2 separate regions of the Homo sapiens genome follow, and region 1 is linked to region 2. The links are chromatin contacts, found by Hi-C in ENCODE. All regions are on one chromosome and are shown on one strand. The core of a region is the stretch at or near the end of the contact, and the rest is flanking DNA. Distances in the headings are between cores, read along the strand shown.

Evidence for each region. Hi-C counts contacts between places; a loop is a spot of excess contacts on that map. Pooled maps may share reads with other maps.
Region 1: a loop to region 2 is called in a pooled map, with 6 times the contacts of the local background. The contact joins two enhancer-like sites. A Hi-C loop is called at or near these places in 1 of 168 maps with a recorded cell type or tissue (K562), 1 of 37 single-sample maps with no recorded cell type and 8 of 50 pooled maps.

The regions. Positions count from the first base shown.
Region 1 is chr13:99,269,091-99,274,277 of GRCh38, forward strand. All of the region lies in intron 4 of UBAC2 (UBA domain containing 2), which reads left to right. Among named protein-coding and RNA genes, the nearest start is that of GPR18, 13 kb to the left of the region's middle. Within about 2 kb of position 1,466, at least 2 of the 41 ENCODE cell types and tissues checked have a DNase peak (open chromatin) inside an H3K27ac peak, as active enhancers do.
Region 2 is chr13:98,662,330-98,667,811 of GRCh38, forward strand. No RefSeq gene overlaps it. Among named protein-coding and RNA genes, the nearest start is that of SLC15A1, 88 kb to the right of the region's middle. Within about 2 kb of position 3,107, at least 2 of the 41 ENCODE cell types and tissues checked have a DNase peak (open chromatin) inside an H3K27ac peak, as active enhancers do.

The sequences.
Region 1 (5,187 bases), core at 216-2,715, 610 kb after region 2:
GATCTCCCTTGGGAGCTGCTGAATTTGACACTGAGGATACTCAGGCTGTGGCTGGGAGAGTGCGAGGCAGGGGTGTTGCAGGAAGTCCACTCATTGGTAGGTACCACAAATGGAGTGCCTATGAAATCCCTTTAAACCGTGAGCATTCTGTGGTTTAAATGAGCTATATTCTGATTCTGTGCTCTTCTTTATTGTGAGATTCATAAGTAGGCTTAGAGAACTAGAGAAATTAATTGGAGTCCAGCCAAGGGACCGCATTTCCCAGGATGTTCTGTGCAGCCTAGTACTGGTACAGCAGAACTTGTTCCAGGACATAATTCACTGCAATGTAGAGTTATTATTATATTTCTCAAATTCTGTAATACAAAGAGGTTTGATATTTTTTCTATATAATCTAAGTGATTGATTTTTTGCTTTCTTATAAGCAAGGGGTATTTTTAAATTTTGAAGTACGTACTTCCAGAAAGTCTTTATAAATACTTAAAGAGGAATAGAATGAGAAAATCCTGACACCATTAAGGTAAGAGCTAAATAATGAGTTGGTAGGGTGACATATTTGAAACATTTATAAAATAAAATATTCAAAATAAATTACATTTTTCATATTATTACTACGAATTCTTACAGAACTTCAATCTAGACTGTAAGCTTCCATGTTAAAGCTGTTTTCCCCTTTCTGAAATGAGCATGCTCAGCAGTTCAGTAGGCATTGCCTGCAGTAACACTGCACTAGATGGCAGTGTTACATAGAACTTGATAAAAGCTTTAACTCCTCTAAAATAAGTTATTAAATGGGGATCATATGGTGAAACATTTTTGTAATAAATAACAGAATGGTATTATACTTTATACAAACACCTTTAACAGTTTGATACCCTGTGACTATTTCATAAAGGCGTGTGCTGTAGTTAGAATTAAAAACTGGTATTGTGTATGTGTGTTAATTTTTCCTAAACAACACAATAAAGTATTTTAAACACCACTGGTATAGCAATTGTGAAACTCCTATGATGTAAACCTAAGAATGATTTTTAGTTCTGATTATTCATGGGCTCAGCTCAGCACAGTTCCAAATTTTAACTACGTAAGGTGAGGCAACACACTACTTGGCCCTAATAGTAACATTAAAGAAAAAAATAATCATTATCTGAAAATTATTGAGCTAATCAAAGAGAATTGTAAGCAGATATTTTTATCAAGGGCATATGGTAATATTGTTTGCCATTTTGTGTCTCTTTGAAGTCTTATATGAACCACAGACTGTTTTCACTAGAATGCACATGTATGTAAATGTTAATAAGAAAATAATTGGAATTTAGCAGAGGTGAATATTATGGTCACATTTATAGTCATCAGCTTTTGTCTTCCTAAATAATGCTCCTTAGCTAATTCTTGGGCACAGATCAAGTGTTAGATTTTAATTACTACTTTTTACATTTCTATATCAATGTCCAAGATTATAGTGGTATCAACAACAAGTAGAATATTTTCAAAACCCAGAAAGTAAGTAAGTAGGGAACGAGAGTTTGTACTTAGAAACATAGTTAGATAGAAATTGATGGTTGATGGTGTGGACATGCACATGAGTTCTGAAGAAGAATAAAAATAAGGAACAGGAAGCTGAACTGTAAAAGATGATTTTCAGTACATTGCGTACTTTTATTAACTTAGAAAATATGCTAATCTTTTATGGTAAATTATGGAGGAAGTCAATTTCAGTCATGTTTTAGGAGAAGAAAGAATTTCCAAAGTGAGGAAGAGAATAGCTTGACACTTCCTTGTATAAAGTAGCCACTTAGTAAATGTTTGGGTATTTATGCATGCATGAATGAATGAGAGAATTCTACCTCATATTTTACAAGAGCAATCGGCTCTTTTCTGATTTCCCCAATCTTTTTGCATTCTCTTTTCCTCTTGTTAAATTATTTGTTGAGCACCTACTTTATGATAAGCCTTGTTCTGGGCTCTGAGGATCCTGCACTGATCAAAGCAGACAAAATCTTTGTCCTCATCGACTGTACATTGTAATTGAGGGTAAAAGACAGTAAACAAAATAAAAATTTGTAATATATATATGCCAGATCATGATCTGTGTTGTACAAAACTAAATAAACTAGGGAAGGGAATGCCAGGGTGTGAGTGGGATTGCAGTTTTAATAATTCTAGTAAGGAAAAGCTTCAGAAATCAGGTAATATTTGAGCAAAGACCTGAAGGGGTCAAGGTGTGAGCTATGTGGAGATATTGGGGAAAGTATTCCAGATATCAGAGACTGCCAGTGCCAAGGCCCTCAGGTGGAGATGGGACCATCCCGTACGTGGACAGCTGGAGCAGAGTGATGGGGGGATGGGGTGTGGGAAGATAGCAGGAGATGAGGCCAGGGAGGTAAGAGTGGTCACTGTCCTGTCAGGCCATTGTACTAATTTTGGCCTTTAATCAGGGCATTCGGGAGCCATTGCATGATGCTTTGGGAGATGAAGTCATGTTGGCCTGTGCTTTCTTTTCATTGTTTCCCATTCTTTTTTAAAAAAGCACTTAATCATTTTATACATACTTAGAGTTTTTAAATTGTTTTTCACTTCTGCTTCTCAGGTTATCAAATTCTCCCTCAGGGTAGTCTGTTGTTTCTTAGAGTTTTAATTTTTTATTGTGAACTCATTTTCAGTGGTTTCATTTGCTCTTCGAGTCCCCATGTCCCCCAGCTCACAAAAGTATCTCTGTTGAGGGATTTTGTGTTTACTACTGCTGGGTCCTGAGGGGTTTTTGTTGCCTGGATTAGCTTTTATATTATTTTCTTACCTTAGAGCTCCCAGACCATTCAAGTGGGGGTAAATCTAGGCCACAAATTCAGGTATGATGTTGGCCTTAGATTTTAATTTTTTGTTAGGACTGTTTGATCTTTTTGTTTCCAAGGCTTTTAATGTAAGCTAACTTTCTTTGTTGTTTCAGCAGACTATAAATGGAATATTTTTAGTCTTCTCTCTAAAAGACAGTGATCTTTGATGGTCTGGGCTCAGTCCCAGCTCTCTTTCCTTGAGCTGCTTAAGGTCACCTCTTTTAGCTCTACTAGACCTAAAAATCCCAGCCCTCAACTCCAGGGGCTTGTATCTAGGTCAAGTGCCTTGTGGGCCACTAAAGCAGCCCATATTTTAATTTCTATCTTTGTTTCTGATATCTGGGTTCATTAGAGAAATTTTTAAGCATGTATAAGAAAGGAGAGAACACTGTAATGAACCCCATGTTTCAACATCACCCACTTTCAACACTGATCAACTCATGGCCACCTTGTTTTATCTATATCCTTAATCTTAAGCCATTCTCATGGGCCTGTGACAGACTCTCTTTGGCATATAAACCCAGGAGCAGGAATGTAGGGTCATAGGATATATGAGTGTCTTAGTAAACTCGTGCTGTCATAGAGTGGGTGGCTTACACAGAAATTTATTTTCTCACAGTTTTGGAGGCTAGAAGTCCAAGATCAGGATGTTGGCATGGTCAAGTTCTGGTGAGGGCCTGCCGTCTTCCTGACTTGCAGATGGCCACCCTCTTGCTGTGTCCTTACATGGCTGAGAGAGCTCACTTTGGTCTCTCTTCCTCCTCTTACAAGGGCACTAATCTCATCATGGGGGCCCCACCCTCATGACCTCACCTAAACCTAATTGCCTCCCAAAGGTCCTACCTCCAAATACCACCACATTGGGGGCTAGTGCTTCAACATATGAATTTAGGGGTGGGGGGAGACAAAGTTCAGTGCACAGCAGCATGTATATTGTGTGTGTATGTGTACATTGTGAGTCTGTGTGTGTATCTGCTTTACTCTCTATTCCATTGGTCCGTGTGTCTGTTCATGCTCTAGTATTTTTAGCCATTTTGTTTTTGTAGTATGTATTGATATCTAGTAGAACAGGTTACTCTTTTTTTTTTTTTGGTTCATCTTTTCAAGATTAACCTAACTATTCTTCTGTATAAATTTTAGAGTAAGTTAATCAGTTATCTTTAAAAATTCAGCTGGAATTTGAGATATTAATATTTTCTTTTATCTCTTCTATTAGTATACCTATTAATATATTTTATAACTTGAGGTTCATCTTTTCTAAAAATGTTGCTTTCCTAGTTGGTAATATTATTCAGTTTGTTTCTTTTTTGTTGCGACTGTGTTCTAAGGTTGCCTAGTGATTTTGGCCTCTTAGCTCATGTTTCCCTGAAAGGTGTTAAACCACTTTGGCAGAGTCAGATTAGGTTAAGAGGGGCAGTGAGCACCCAGGATAGAGAATCCACAGCCACTGCAGGACCTTTGTGATCCACTCCTGTTTGGTGAGGTTCCAGAGGTGTCTTGGCTAGTGAGGGATTCATTTTTAAACTCTCAGAAATTAGCAGTATTGAGAGTAAGCGGTTTCTTTATATGGTAGTTTGCCTGTCCTGGGGGAAAGGAAAGATGTAGAGGAAGAAATGATTAAGGAAATGCTATCTCTTGGTAGGTACCTACCTCTTAAGGTAGGTACCTTGCAGTGTGGCTGTTGATGAATTTAGTGTTGATCTGATTATTAATACTTTGTGACAGTTTTGATGAGGTGCTTTGGAGTGATGAATCCAAGCAGATTCATCCATTTGGGTTGTACACTTGGTGTGGGCCCTGTCAAACAGGTGATCCCTGTATTTCTCTTCTTGAATTTTTCCTGAATTATTTTGATCACCTCCTCTTCCATTTTTCTCAGTTCTTTCTGGAAATCCTATTACCTAGATGTTCAGTCTCCTGGACAGGTCCAGTTTTCATCTTTTTTTTTTTTTTTCCTGCTTTCTTTCTCTGTGTTTTTGCTCTCCTTGCTGGGAGGTTTCCTGGGTTCTACCTTGCAATTATTCTAATTAATATTTTAAAATAAATTTTTATTGAGGTATAAATGTATATATCTTGAGTCCAGAGCTCACAGACTTTTTACAAAGTGACACCTTCTAAGCACCATCCAGTTGAAGAACAGAATGTGACCCACTCCCTAAAAGGTCCACTTTTGCTACCTTACAGTTACTCCTTCCTCCCAGAAGTCTACACTGACTTTTAACACCCTGATCTAGTTTTGTCTGTTTTTAAACTTTACATAATAGAGATGTGGACTCTTCTGTATCTTGCTTATTTTTTTCAGTATTCTGTTTAGTTTCACCTGTGTTGCTGTATGTACCTGTAGTTAATTTTT
Region 2 (5,482 bases), core at 1,857-4,356:
GCCCAGAAAACCTCTCCTGAAAGATAGAGAGGAAGAAGATACTGTTATCATTGAATAAGCATCTAAACCAGAACAAGATGAGCATTGCAGGTGACAGCTAAAGGTGTCATGGCTCTGACATTAGGCAGATTTTACAATGTGGAGTCAGGTGATGCTCTAGGTTCTTCTCCTCCCAGGAAAGTGGGAGACAGGAGGGACGCTCCTGTCCTGGATGATTCCATTGCAAAGAGGGGGCTCCCCCTGGGTCCCCGAGGAAACATTTCTGAGTTGTAAGACTGGCTTATTTAACCATTAAAAAGACTCACATAGGCCAGGCACGGTGGCTCACGCCTGTACTCCTAGCACTTTGGGAGGCCGAGGGGCAGGCGGATCACTTGAGGTTAGAAGTTCAAGACCAGCCTGGCTAACATGGTGAAACCCTGTCTCTACTAAAAATACAAAAATTAGCCGGGTATGGTGGTGCGTGCCTGTAATCCCAGCTACTCGGGAGGCTGAGGCAGAAGAATCGCTTGAACCCAGGAGGCAGAGGTTGCAGTGAGCCAAGATCATGCCACTGCACTCCAGCTTGGGTGACAGAGCAAGATCCCATTTCAAAAAAAAAAAAGAAAAAAAAAAGATTCACATACATTTGAAAAGGATGGAGAAATAACTTCTGGAAGAAAAGGGAAAGGTGGGGCATCCCTTTCTTTTCAGCTGGGAGAATTACACCTTTGTTTTTAATTTGTATTTGCCAGATTTCAGGAATCAGGGACTGGTTCAGAGGGCTGACCCCGGAACCTGCCAGTGATCAAGCCTGGCACTGACATCACCCACGAAAACTAGCAGGAGTGGCGCAGTTTCCCCCTTCAAATGCTCCCTGCAGCCCAGCGCGAGACCTGGGCTGGGGGTCCTCATTCATGCTAGGGAACACTTCTCTGGCCAAGGTGGGGACCTGTGAGGGCTTACATCACCTTTCCTTCTCCCCACAGAGCCTAAACGCCTACCCTCTGTTACAGAAAAGGGGTCCTGATCCAGATCCCAAGAGAGGGTTCTTTTATCTCTCGAAAGAAAGAATGATGGGTGAGTCTGCAGTGCACAGCAAAAATCGTGCCACTGCACTCCAGCCTGGTGACAGAGTGAGACTCCATCTCAAAATAAATAAATAATTAAATAAATAAGAAAGTAAAGTGGTGAAAGAACAGGCTACTCCATAGACAGAGTAGGGCATTCCGGAAAGTAAGAGGAAGAGCGCGTCTGCCCTAGGTACAAGCATGTATATATACGTTGTTTATATATACGTATATATATACATTGTATATATATGCGTATATATACATTGTATATATATGCATATATATACTATGTATATATACATTATATATGCATATATATACAATGTATATATACACACATTGTATGTGTATACATATACACATTGTATGTATATATATATACACACATTGTATGTATATATATACACACACATATGTATATGTGTGTGTATATATGTATACGTGTGTGTGTATATATATGACTAAAAAAAGATGATGGGAAGATGTGCTCTTCTACAAGGGTTTGTGATAAAGGATTAATTTCATTTAATTACTATATTTTGTAAGAATCAATATTATTAACTTTAAAACAAAATTAGGAATGCCTTTGTTTTCCAGATATTGGATATCTGGACATTCCCAAGTCTGGGTCTGTCTAGTAAGTATTATCAATCTGTTCCCTTAACCGTAAACTCTAGAGGCTCAGAATGCCTGACTCTCTGGGAAAACAGCCCAGCAAGCCCCAGCCTCATTTTCCAGCCCTCACTCAAGATGGAGTCGCTGTGGTTCGAATGCCTCTGACACCTCCACAAGTCTCACGTTTCTCTCTGGTCCTGACTCACCAGATACAGTTTCTATAATGGAAAATACGAGCACAACCCATGTCAGGTGGTGAGTCAGAGATGTTCAACTGTGACTAAAGAAGCCTGCTCCACGGGTGGCTCGGGCACTGACACCTACGCAGAGGAGGAACCTGCCAGGGAGTCGCGGCTGCTACACGTTGATGTTCTTTTGTTTCCCTTCCAAGTCATCTTTTCCCAATCTAGTCCTTTCTGGAACTGCAGCCCCTGTCCTCCCTATGGCTTCTGGAGCTCTGAGTGGAGTGGGTGTTCTACTGTTTCTAAAACATTCCCTCAAAGCCTCAGGCATCTATTTGGTGGGTTTCTAACAAAACAATCAAATGTCAAAAAAAAAAGGCAAATAAATCACAAATTCAAATCCTCTGCCTCCAGACAGGTCATTGCCTGATGTTTTCAAGGTGGATAACTGCTGGTCTTCTCTTAAATGAAATATCAACATTGCCACATTCTACCGACCATACATTCATTCACTTGTTGATTCCTTTTAACAAAAATGTATTGATGGCCAACTCTGCATTGGACACTACTCTAGATGGTATGGATTTAGGATAGATTCTGCCTCTGTATGCCCCAACAGACTGAACAAATGTGGCAACCTGTGGGGTTTGAGCCATGCATCCCCAGGGATGCTTAAGTGTTCCTGGCAGTGACCAGGGACCCTTGGGAGTCATTTGCCATGTGGTCTGAATTCTGTATCTCTCATATTCCTGAAAACTGTTCAGTGGAAAGACCGGGAAACCTTTGAAAACCTTGAAAAGCATCTGGTAGCAGATAAGGAAGCAAGGAAGTTTCATTTAGCCTGTGCATTTGGCCAAAGTCTGTCATTCAGCTTTGTGGTTAGGATTGCCTTTAGAGTGTCTGACAGCAAACTTCATTGCTTTTTTGGACATCCTGACCTCATGTACCTAGGTTACCATTAAGTCTAATCAATGTAGTGATGAATGCTGTTCAGGTTAATTATTATACCTGAATACTTGCTTGCAGATATGAGTAAATATTCCAGATTAATGTGTAATGAAAACACCCAGAAAACACATTCTTTAAGCAATGCACAGGTCTTAGTTTATGGGATTGCTTTGATGAGCTTGTATTTTTGCCATTGATCAAATCAGTAAGCTCAGGAGTTAAAGAACAAATACATCTTTGCCTTTGTTGCTTGCCACTTGGAGAAGAAAGGAAGCTTAATAACTTGGTAAACATGATCAACCCCAATGCCTGCCCTGGCAAAGGTAATCCCCCAGAAATCTTGCTCCCCCACTGACTTTATTGGAAAGTGAGTGACAAATCTCACAAAAATGTGGTTTTGTGGCCACGAAAGAAATTGCTTTTGTGTTGAAACGTCAAAATTTAAAAACTGACTTCTTAAATTCTTGATAACATTGAAATAATAAATAATTTTTGATGAAATTTCAGGTTTATTTTTGTAGCCCAGAGGTTTAGTCTTTGATGATTATTTTTGGCTTCAGCATCAGCTGAATATTGAATTTAACACTCAACCATTCCCATTTGGCCAAAATAAACATTTGATGCACCTGTGGTCACAAAGACCTTCAGGCTGACTCTCCCTCACTCTCCATGACTGGTCTGTGGAGGGGTTGGGGTGGGGACAATGAAGAACAATGAGGGCAAAGGTCAAGGGGTAAACAAAATAGCTGGAGAAGTTGTGAGCTCAAAAGCTTGTGACATTAGTCTTACAGCTTACCCTCCACTAATCTCCTTTTCTTCTAAAGGTAGGGACAGCTGCATTTCTCTTTTGAGCCCAGGGCCCTGGTTGGTACTAGCATTTTAGCACCTGGACCTCCTCTTGTCCTGCTCCTGGTCTGAGTTCTTTGGTCCAGAGGCCTTGGTCCCTCTAGCACTGGGATCTCGTCTCATGCCCTAAGTCTACCTTTGAAGCTTTGCGCTCATGGCTCTGCCCCTACTGTCCATTGTCAGGTTCTCTGAAAGAACTTTCCATCTCTCAGAGTCTAAGCCTTGGTCTCACTGCATGGCCCCTTCCTGTGGCTGTTGGCTGGCTGAGCCCCACTCTCTAGATTGAGAAGGTTCTGCTCCTGTATTGGCTTTCTCTGAAAACCCTGTGGCAAGGGCACAGCTGCCATATTGATTAAGTGTAGAAGCAGGCTTGGTCAGACTGTTAACGCAAAATACACTGGAATTCAAGAAATCTTTGGAATAAACAGATAAAGGAAGAAACATACATCATAGGTACAGGCATTTTAAAAAATAGCTCTTGTAGCAAGCCAGATAACACCTGGTTTGGAACTGACACTGATGACATCAGTTAATGGGACTGAGGACCCCATGAGATGCCAGAGCAGGTAATGGGGAGGGGGCAAGCTCACTGCTACAATATCTTACTTCATCTTGATTATATGCCTGGAAGAGATGCTCAGAAATATTTGCCATAGAATTAAATGAATTGGAAATCCTTTTACGTCTGTCTTTCCAAAGCATGCTGTTAATATTTGATTTAACAATTTACGATGACGTTTTCATTTTTCATTCAAAATTTTTACCCTGAAGAAAATCTCAGGCATCAGAAAAATTACAAGACTAGAATAATGAGGCTGGGCTCAGTGGCTCATGCCTGTAATCCCAGCATTTTGGGAGGCCGAGCCAGGCAATCCCCTGAGGTCAGGAGTTCAAGATCAGCCTGGTCAACATGGCGAAACCTCGTCTCTACTAAAAAATACAAAAATTAGCCAGACATGGTGGTGGACACCTGTAATCCCAGCTACTCAGGAGGCTGAGGCAGGGAGGATTGCTTGAACCCAGAGGCGGAGGTTGCAGGGAGCCGAGATCGTGCCACTGCACTCCAGCCTGTTCTACTAAAACATAGTACAACGAATTCAACAAATTTCATACAATCTTTACCTGAATACACCAATTCTAGCCATTGTTACATGTTTGCTTTCTTGCTCTCATTCTTTCTTTCTCTTTCTCTCTCTCTCATAGTATAGTATCTCATAAGAACAAAGGCATTCTGTTACCTAACTAGAGTACAATTAGTCAGAGTCAGGAGATTGAATAATAACACTCTTCTACTAGCCCAGGCGCAGTGGCTCATGCCTATAATCCCAGCACTTTGGGAGGCTGAGGCGGGCAGATCACAAGGTCAGGAGTTCCAGGCCAGCCTGGACAACATGATGAAACCCTGTCGCTACTAAAAATACAAAAATTAGCCCGGTGTGGTGGCGCATGCCTGTAATCCCAACTACTTGGGAGGCTGAGGCAGGAGAACTGCTTGAACTCGGGAAGCGGAGGTTGCAGTGAGCCGAGATCGCACCGTTGCACTCCGGCCTGGGTGACAAAGCGAGACTTTGTCTCAAAACAAAAAAACAAAAAACAACACTCTTCTATTATCTAACCAACTGTCCAGTAATGTCCTTTAGAACATTTCTTTCTGATCCAGGATCTAGCCCAGGATTGTGACTTGTATTTGGTTGTCATGTGTCTTTCCTTTCCTTTATCAAGACCAGTTCCTCAGCCTTTTCGTTTTGGTCTCCAATTATATATATATATATATATTTGTCTTTCACGACATTGGCATTTTGTAGGGGTACAGGCCATGTGCTTTGTAGATTATTTCCC